Linked DNA regions of Mus musculus: region 2 is linked to region 1. A link is a loop called in an ENCODE intact Hi-C map of the cell type or tissue named here. Cell type or tissue: heart. All regions are shown on one strand.

The links. Hi-C counts contacts between places; a loop is a spot of excess contacts. Peaks named below come from ENCODE experiments on the same cell type or tissue, not always from the same donor. Only the 100,000 strongest peaks of a DNase experiment are listed, where the experiment ranks them.
Region 2: it touches region 1 in a loop (2.3-fold over the local background); 10 of 42 quality-filtered maps call a loop at or near these places.

What each region holds. Positions count from the first base shown.
Region 1 is chr1:37,247,773-37,252,772 of GRCm38, forward strand. The region is part of intron 3 of Cnga3 (cyclic nucleotide gated channel alpha 3); the gene reads left to right. Among named protein-coding and RNA genes, the nearest start is that of Cnga3, 31 kb to the left of the region's middle. In heart, CTCF peaks have their summits at 3,100 (motif pointing left) and 3,300; a DNase peak (open chromatin) is centred at 839; H3K27me3 peaks cover 241 bases.
Region 2 is chr1:36,902,056-36,907,055 of GRCm38, forward strand. All of the region lies in intron 1 of Tmem131 (transmembrane protein 131), which reads right to left. Among named protein-coding and RNA genes, the nearest start is that of Tmem131, 35 kb to the right of the region's middle. In heart, a CTCF peak has its summit at 2,215; a DNase peak (open chromatin) is centred at 676; H3K27ac peaks cover 192 bases.

The DNA.
Region 1 (5,000 bases):
AAAAAACTAGCACTAAGTCCGGCTGAGGCACCTCCAGCCACTGGCTCCCACAGTGCTCTCCTATCAACAGTGACCGCTGCAAGGTACAGTTTAGCTCTGTGAGGCCACCTGGCTTTCTTACCTCCGTGTCACAAACTTGTCCTGGTGGCGACCACTGGAGGACAACACTCGTGGGATGCTACGATAGATAGTATCTAATTTGTATGAAGCTGACTGGTACCCTCTATCACATCCTTGGGTGGATCACAGATGGGGGCCATAGACCTGAAGCAGAGATTCCTAAAGGGGTTGGGAGCAGAAGAGACATGAGATCAAATGTGGAGATGAGTTTGCCATTGGTCAATTTTCTGGCCCGCTGATTGGAAGAAAGAAGTTACATCTTCAGGAGAGGGCACCCTGGAGAGCCATGTCTGGTCTGTGCAGGTGAGGATAGCAAGTAGCTGCTCCCTCCCCTCATCCCCAATGAAGAAGGTTCCAGACTCCCTTCACCTGAAAAGGTTGGAAGTACAGAAGGCAAAGGTACCACAGAGCCTGGCTCACCACCCTGCTCAGGGGCGAACAGAAGGAAATTGAGTAGAAGCTAAGGCTCAGAAACTAGGGGGAATTCAAATCATTAAACCTTATTTAACCAGAAGCCTGGATTTAGCCAAGTGCTTTTCCTCTCTTCCCCCAAGCTTTTGCCAGCCCTAAGTACACACACACACACACACACACACACACACACACACACACACACAATTTGTTCCTCATAATAACAATGCATCGTGAACAGAAAGGCTGGGAAGAAGTGGGTGGGGCTACTGGCACAGTCACCTCAGGCAAGACAGGCCTGAGTCATTGAAACCATTCTTATTCCTGTGGTGCTGTGGTCTCTCTGCCTCCTTGCAGCGCCTGGCCCATGGCCAGAAGTGATGTGAACACTTGGAGCAACTTGCAGGAGGAATAAGTACCCAAGCTCCAGACAAGCACACTAGCTTTCCCTTTCCCTACCCCAGAAGCCATGGCACCACCATCCCACCACCCCAACCCTTACCACCTCACCTCTCTACCCTGCCACCCCATTACCACCCCCTCACCCCCTCATACCCCTACCCCTGCATGGAAGCCCCACTTTGCCTCTCTCTTTTCCTGCTTACCATCTTCTCCAGACACCAGCAAACCATTCCAGAATTGTTTAATAAATCCATCGCCAAGGGGAGACACACAAGTCTGTATAATTTCTCTGAGGAACTCATATTACTTTTTGTTCTTTGTTTCTATCATCTGGGAAGCCAAGGGGTTTCAGGAAATAAATCCTTTCTGGTTTAATACCCTCTTTCACTACATACTCAAGGGAACAAATTTGGAGTTCCCTAGCAGACCAGTGGGGTGGTTTCCTTCGCTATAAGGATGCATTTTCTTTCTTTCTTTCTTTCTTTCTTTCTTTCTTTCTTTCTTTCTTTCTTTCTTTCTTTCTTTCTTTCTTTCTTCCTTCCTTCCTTCCTTCCTTCCTTCCTTCCTTCCTTCCTTCTCTTAAGATTTATTTATTTCATTTATATGAGTACACTGTAGCTGTCTTCAGACACACCACAAGAGGGCATCGGATCCCATTACAGATGGATGTGAGCCACCATGTGGTTGCTGGGAATTGAACTCAGGACCTCTGGAAGAGCAGTCAGTGCCCTTAACCACTGAGCCATCTCTCCAGCCCCAAGGATGCATTTTCTATGCTACAACCTCAAGGTCCTGAGAACTGAGATCCAGGGAAAGGACCTTGTTTTAAGGCCAGCTTGAGCTAATCTCCAGGGAGCCACCAGAGCCACCTGAGGAGGAAATATCCTTCCCCTGGTGACCAGCCTCTCGAAAAGGTGATCTGCTGTGACGATGTTCTGTCACAGACACTGAGCTGGCAGATGAGTTTGGCGAGTGAGTATCAGGACAAGAGTCCTGGACTGTGTGAGTGAGGGTGGACGTGGCCATGAGTGACCACAGGCATGCATGGGTGACTAGGTCTGTGGCTTCTGCCTCTTAGGGATGCCAGGGCTCCTTCCTGAAGGTCAGGGGAAGCCATCCACATCAGAAGGAAATGGCCAACTGCTTGATTTGCAGTTGACAAAGGGCCAGAGCTTGGTATTTATTTTCTTCCCCATATGTTGACTTTAATTCCCTCCTTGCAAGAAGGGTGTGCCCGGTTTGTGTTAACTATGACAGCAAAGCCATCCACTCAGATGCCACCAATCAAGAAAAACAAAATGAGCCGGGCGTGGTGGCGCACGCCTTTAATCCCAGCACTCAGGAGACAGAGGCAGGCGGATTTCTGAGTTTGAGGCCAGCCTGGTCTACAAAGTGAGTTCCAGGACAGCCAGAGCTATACAGAGAAACCCTGTCTCGAAAAGGGGGAAAAAAGGAAAGGAAAGGAGAGGAGAGGAGAGGAGAGGAGAGGAGAGGAGAGGAGAGGAGAGGGGAGAATGGAGAGGGGAGAATGGAGAGGGGAGAGGGGAGAGGGGAGAGGGGGAGAAAAAGAAAAAGAAAAATGACTTGGCCACAAAGCTGTGGATACCATGAGATGTGCTTGCTCCCTGGCTTCCAGGCAGGGAAAGGCTCTTAGGGATTGGAAGCCATGAGCAGCTTGTGGAAGTCCTCATGCTATGTCCTGTGGCTAGGATGTGGGCAAGGATGAGGGCACTGGTACCGGCTGCCCCAGGGCCCGTTTCATGGACCCACACTGGAAGCCACAGACCAAAGGATGAAACTGAAAACTGCCACCAGATGGGGATGTTTGGGCATAGGTGACGATTCTCTCTGGGCCGTTTCTTTGTAGCTAGCTTCCTATTTCCAGATTTCTCATTTAGTTCTCAAATACGGAATAACTTCTCCCTTTGGGACCGAATTGCTCTTAGCTTAAAGCAGCCATATTTTGCAAGTCTGTATAATGTTTGGGCCAGTGCTGGGTAGATTCAGGGGTGCAGCTGGATAGCACTGGGCTGGGTCCTCAAAAGTTGGGTAGCAGGAGTTTGAAAAGCCAAAACCTGTAACACATACCCTCAAAAGCCCGACCAAAGCAAGCCCAGACTGCCATGTCCAGTGAGCCCAATAAGCTTGTGGGCAGCGCCCTCTGCTGGTGACATTCATTAAGATGGAGGATTTGTCTTTGTGCTTGATTAGCAAATAGAATAATTCTTTGTTCCACTGTCAAAAGATAAAATTATTTTTAATATTTCTTAAGTCCATTTTATCCACAATACTAGAATCATGTGTCTCCAAAACCAAATATGATCTCAGAACTGTAGCCTGTAATGCCTGGGCAGCACTAATGGCTAGGGATTAGATACAACAGCAACTCATTTGGCTGAAGCTTGGCACTTTCTCCTATGAGAGTCAGATGGTCATGGCTAACAGGACGACATTTGCCTGCTGTGACCAGCTGAGGCTTGGCTGTATGGTAAAGGTCCTTTGCTAAATGGAGCTTTCTGGGACTCCTACAAAAGTAGGTTAGAGTTCCATACCTAAAATCTCCTTCGTGAAGGAAGGCATCCTCGGGCTTAAGTAAAATTAAAACGGTTTAAAGAACATATTTATCGACAAAACTTTGAAGTGTTAGGCTGGTGATGACAGCTCACACTGTAGATGGAAATGGTGTCAAAAACCAAGAAATGACACAGTTGCTCCTGCTACAGTGGCTGTTGCTTCCTCCTCTTCCTTCTCTTCCTCCTCCTCTTCTTCCTCTTCCTTCTCTTCCTCCTCCTCTTCTTCCTCTTCCTCTTCCTTCTCCTTCCTCTTCTTCCCCTTCCTCTTCTTCCTCTCCCTCTTCCTCCTCTCCCTCTTCCTCCTCTTCTTTTTCTTCTTCTTCATAAGCACAGGTCATTTGCATAGGGATGGTGCCACCCACAGTGATCTGTGATGCTCCCCTCGCACCAATCATTAATCAAGACAGTTTCCCACAGAGGTGACAACAGGTCCGAATAACCCAATTCAGACTCCTTCAAATGAATCTGGATGTGTCCAGTTCAGTTAAACCTAGCTAGGACAACCAGTTCCAAGGATTGGAAGAGTAGACAGGTTTTTTTTTTTCGTTTTTTTTCTTCCTCCTCCTCTTTCTTGCATGTGCCTATGTCTGTCTGTATCCATGTAGGTGCACACATCTGTGCATGTGGAAACCTGAAATTGAGTCCAGTGTCTTCCTCCATCACTCTTCACTATAGTTTTTGAAGTAGAGACTCTCGATGAACCCAGAGCTCACCAATTCAAAACCAGCTTGCCCACGCATGTTCTCCCTCCTGGGTGCTGGGATTACAGACAGCCGCCATGTCTACCCAGCCATTACATGGGTTCTAGGGATCCATACTCTAGTTCTTGTGCTTGTACAGTGAGCACTTTATGCCCTGCCAGCCAGCTCCACAGCCCTGCCACAACACTGTAAAGCTACATATAACTATGCATTACAGCCAGCAAAGAAACCATGGGACCTGCAGGCCTGCAGCTACAGGGACATTCGCCATCACTACAAACAAGGGAGTGGTGTGGGGTGGAGAAAAAATGGCTCCTCTAAAACCTCCCAAGAGGTCACAACTCTGTGTTGGAAATGGTGAGACCCATTCTTGACTTTCAATTTATAGATCTGCAAGATAAGAGGTTCATCTTTTAAATCACGTGTTCTGATAGCAATGTACGCCAAACAAATTTAACTATTATTTAGAACTCCTTAAGGGTCCTCTTATCTTGGTTTGTTTTATTCTGGTTTGTCAGACAATGTCCTAATTAGCTTCAGCTGTCGACTGGACACAGCCCAGAGTCATGTGAGGGAGTCTGAACTGAGGGATTGCCTAGATCAGTTAGCTCCATTGCAGCATCTGTGAGGGATTGTCTTGACTAATGATTGATCCAGCCCACTATGGGCAGGACTATCCCCTAGGCTGGTGGCCCTGACCTGGAAGTGTAAACTGAAATAAACTCTTTCCTCTCCCAAATTGCTTTAGGCCATGGTATTTGTCTTAGGGTTTCCATGGCTGTGAACAGACACC
Region 2 (5,000 bases), 350 kb before region 1:
GTGGACGAGAGCAATGACGACAGGGGCTGAAAGAAACTGAAGGGCACTATCTACATGCAAGAAACCAAACAAGTTTAGAAAATATTTTCCGATGGAAAAATACTTTTAAAAAGTCTAAATGGACTGCCTGGAGTGGTGGCGCACACCTTTAATCCCAGCACTTGGGAGGCAGAGGCAGGTGGATTTCTGGTCTACAGAGTGAGTTCCAGGACAGCCAGGGCTACACAGAGAAACCCTGTCTCGAAAAAACAAAACAAAACAAAACAAAACAAAACAAACAAATAAAAGGTCTAAATGGGCAAACATGCCATACTCATTGGCTGAGAAATGTAAATATGTCCAATCTTTTCATTAGATCCTATGAAAATCTCAGGACAGCTTTCTGTACACACAGACTAACTTGACAGTATTTTTTGACTTTCAAAAGGTTTGATGCGAGTATGAAAATGGTATCATTGAAGAGCTCTGGAAAGCCTTTCTTTCACAAAAAGCGACCAACAATTGAAAGAGTGCTGGCTCACATTCTAAAAGACACCAAAAATACCCAGCGGAACTGGTGGCATTTACCTGGCTCCTCTCCCATTCTCTTCTCTCTGGCTTTGTGGCAACTCTATCACCAGTCACCTCCACAGTGGGAACCAGCCTGGCAGTCACCAGGGAGGCAGGAAGGCCTGGCAGGCCTTCAAAGGTTCACTTCCAAAGAGCTGTCTACGTGACCTGTACGCTGAGTCCCTGTGAGGCTCCACCTGGACAGCTTTGATCTGACACAGAGCTGTCTATCTATAGAAAGTTTGGACCCTAGGAACATTGGTCAGAGAGATCAAGGTGTTTCAGGTTTGCTTTTAATCTAAACCGATTTCATCCTGTAGGGCAAATAACTATTAGGGAAAAGTTTCTGACATTTTTACTAAAGACTGAGCCTTGTTTTGCTGGTGTAAAACACTGCGACACAGCAACAAGCCTAAAAAGGAGGCAGAGAGAGAGCCTGGCTGCTGTTCCTCCGCACACACATCCCTGTTACCTGCAGAGAGCTGGCTCCAAACGGACCCTGGGAATAATTCTCAAAGCACACAGCTCCCCTGACCGAGGATGGCTGCGAGCGTATTCCTATGTCTCCCTAGACCCTGCAGAGCCCTATGAGGCCAGGCCTGAGAACAGAGGTGGTGAGCAGGAGGCCCTCAGGCAGTACAGAGCTTTTGTTGATGCCCATCACCTGCTGTAACTCCAACATGACATCATAGGCCTTCCAGAACTTTAAATCTTCTGACCATTTCATTTTTAAGAAACACAAATAATCATTGTCTTTTAAGGAAATAAAAGTTTAGTTTTGCAGTTTACACAAGCTTGGCTGTGCAGCAGAGCCCTGGAAGCCACAACAGCAAGAGGACCAGAGGCTGAAGCTGAGAACATCACAAGTGCTGAAGGATGCAGAAGAACCAGAAGAAACAGTGTGAGCTCAGGGCTGGAGGGGATCCTCCCACTGGTACAAATGAGAGCCTTGACAACACAGTCATGGGGCACAGTGCCAGACACTGGTAATCTCGGCAGAGGAATGGGTAGAGAAGCCAGCCTGCTCTACATGGTGAGGATGAGTTCTAGTCCACCCAGGCCTACAGACCCTGTCTCAAAACAATACAGGCACACGCGCGCGCGCGCGCACACACACACACACACACACACACACACACACACTCCACCCACGACTCCCACCCCCTTGTACTGCTCTCCATTTTAAAACAAGACCATGAGTAAAAAGAGAATATATGAACCCTGAAAAAAGCCAAGGTCAGAAAGCAAACCCCTGTAAGCACAGCCTGCCCGGGCATACACACTGCACCTGCCCGGGCATACACACTGCACCTGCCCGGGCATACACACTGCAGCAACTTTTCATCAAGGAAGTGGCTCTCTGGGAGCAGGCGACCAGAACCCAAGAGGTAGAGCGAATCCAGCTCGCTTTGCCTTTGGACTACATCACTGGCCCTTGGGGTTTTGTTTTTGTTTGCTTGTTTTGCTTTTTTGTTTTAAGAAAGAGCTCATCTTGTAGATTAAGCTGGCCTTGAAATCATGATCTTCGGGCCTCAACCTCTCAAGTGCTGGGATTACAAGTATGTGTAAGGAAGTTCTGTTTGATCTCGAGAGAGGGTGGGTGGGATGACATTGTTTGGTGGTGAGTTTCAAACTAAAGACCATGCCCCTGTTAGGCAAGCTCTTTACCACTGAGTGGCAGCGCAAGCCTCTCAAAATTTTAAGTCAACAACAAAAGGACAGCACCAGGTTTTGTTCTGTTTTCTAAATCTTTTCTATAAAATCTACCTTAATTGCATTTCAATACTATATAAGCATGGGGTAAGATAATGTATATCCCAGAACTTCATACTTAACAGCTCTTTTATGTGTAAAAATTCTTTTTGTATGGGTTTGTCTGCATGTACATGCAAGCCAGAGGCCAGCCTCAGATGGTGTGCCTCGGGAGACATGCACCTTGGGTGTTTGTTGTTGAGACAGGTTCTCTCGTTGGCCTGGAGCCCACCAAATAAGCCAGGTTGGCAATGAGCTCCAGATCTGCCTCTGCCTCTCTGGTGCTGGGATCACAAGCGTGTGTCACTGTGCCTGGCTTTCTTACATGAGTGCTGGGGAGTGAGTGACTTATAGTCTCATGCTGGCAAGGCACAGCTCACCAAGCCCACAGCCCATACAATCTGTCAATACTGCCTGCATGTGTGGTGAGGGAAGTGAGGCGCAAACAAAGCCGCTAAGGGAACTGCCAACTGTGGTCATCTACTTGCCCAGCATGCTCCTCCCCATACACTTCTAACGTTTGAAATTATTCCAAACAAGCTTAGACCAGGTGTAATAGTATAACACACCTGTAATTCCCGACACTCTGGAGGCTGAAGGGGAGGATTACAAATTCTTGCTACAGAAGGGGGGAACAGGGAAAGATAGGGGAAGAAAAAAACATTTACAAAAAGAAAAGGCACTTATGTAGACATAAAAAAAATCTAACACTAGATAGCTACATGTGTTTTTACAAGGCATATCAAGGTGCAGTAGATTCACTTAAGTATGCCATGTGAGAAGTGCTGGTTACAAAGGTGACTAGTGTCCTTACTGCTACCACAACTGTTACAGTAATAATAAACTTTTTGGTCCCACCCGTCAATGGTAGCAGCCCTTGGGAGAATGAACCCCGAATCTCACTGGGCAGCACAGTAGAGCTGACCCTGGTGGTGGGGGAAGTGGGTATGCTGGCCCTGAGGGCATGAGGGCAGAAGAGCAGGCTACAGCTCTTGCTGGCCCAGCTAGCCAGTGGGGCATTGGAGCAGTGCTGGAGAGCAGGCCCTGGAGGTGTAAATGCAGGAGAGCTGGCAGGCTGACCAGCTCAGCCACCACCCAGGCCCAGATCCAGGACTCTGAACTGTTTCACCCCAACATCTATCTACACCATCTATGAACTGCCAGAGCCTGTGAAGGGTTTGGGACTGCAGATCCAAAGCTGTGGGACCTCCATGACAAAGGGCAACAGGAAATCTGGGAGGAATCCCAGTGAAGAACCGGTATTGATGGTGTAGCAGAAGCCAGAGGACTCAAAGCAAACCAGGGACCCACTGCAATGAACTTCTGCAAATAAAGAAGTGTGGACAAAGGGTTTACTGTGTGACACACCACAGCTTCCACATGACATTTTGCTTTGTTTTTATCTTTATTTTTATTTCTTTTGTGGGAGGAAATTGCAAGGGTGGAAGGTGGATATGGAGGGGCAGGGAGATGAGTGGGATTAAGGTGCTTGATGGGAAATTCACAATAAAAAATTAAAAATAGGGGCTGGAGAGATGGCTCAATGGTTAAAGCACTGACTGTTCTTCCGAAGGTCCTGAGTTCAAATCCCAGCAACCACATGGTGGCTCACAACCATCCATAATGAGATCTGACACCCTCTTCTGGTGTGTCTGAAGACAGCTACAGTGTACTTAGATATAGTAATAAATAAATAGTTTTATAAAAAGTTAAAAATAATAAGCTTTTGACATATATGTAAGAATAGTGGTATTACAGCTATCTTTAAAATGTCAGTTAAAGTCAGACATGATGGCACATGCCTCTAACTCCAGCACTTGGGGAGGTAGAGGCAGGAGGATCTCTTTGAGTTTGAGACCAGCCTGATCTACAATGAGTTCATAAGAGAGCCCATCTTAAAAACAAAACAAAACAAAACCCAGAAAGTGTCAGTTAAATGATCCACTTATGTCAATTTAGCTACTAGAGGGGGATTTTATTGTGTTATACAATATCTAATAATAAATAGACATGTGTTCTAGAGCTGTAATATCTATGTTACATAAATGAACAGGATACAATATGTAAAATTATATTCTAAACATGAGATGATCCATATCCTGCATGTTTTCCCTATAACCCCCTCCACAAATGACTGAAGAAGTAGAAATGAAGAGTAGCTTACACTCAAAACAGAAGAAATAATATAAATAACAATTGGGCTTGGTTGCAGGCCAGTATATGCCTACCATAATGTTCAATGTTCAGCATCACAAAAAGAAAGCCAACAGCGGAAAACAGAAGACGCAAATGTTACAAATGGCTTTTGGTTTGGGAAGAGTGATAAAGTGGGTAAGCTTCCAGGAGACTGGACAGTGGAAATGAAAAGACACACGCCATGCTCGAAGGAAGGGAAGCCAGGGTCAGCTATACTTCCACAATTGTGACAAGGCTGACCAGCAGCAATGTCAATAATTCTGTCAATACGGTCACCAACTCAGGTTACAATATGGGCAAATTCCTTCAAAGACTCAAAATGCCAAAGGTTACTCAGAAAAAAAAAAAGGGTTATTTTGAATAGTCCCATATATACCAAATACAATTAGTTTGTAGTTAAAAGCCTTCTCAGAAAAACAAAACAAACAAAACAAACAAACTACCTCCAGGCCTACTTTGACTCATGATGAATTTCTCCAAATATGATTTTTTAATTTTAAGTG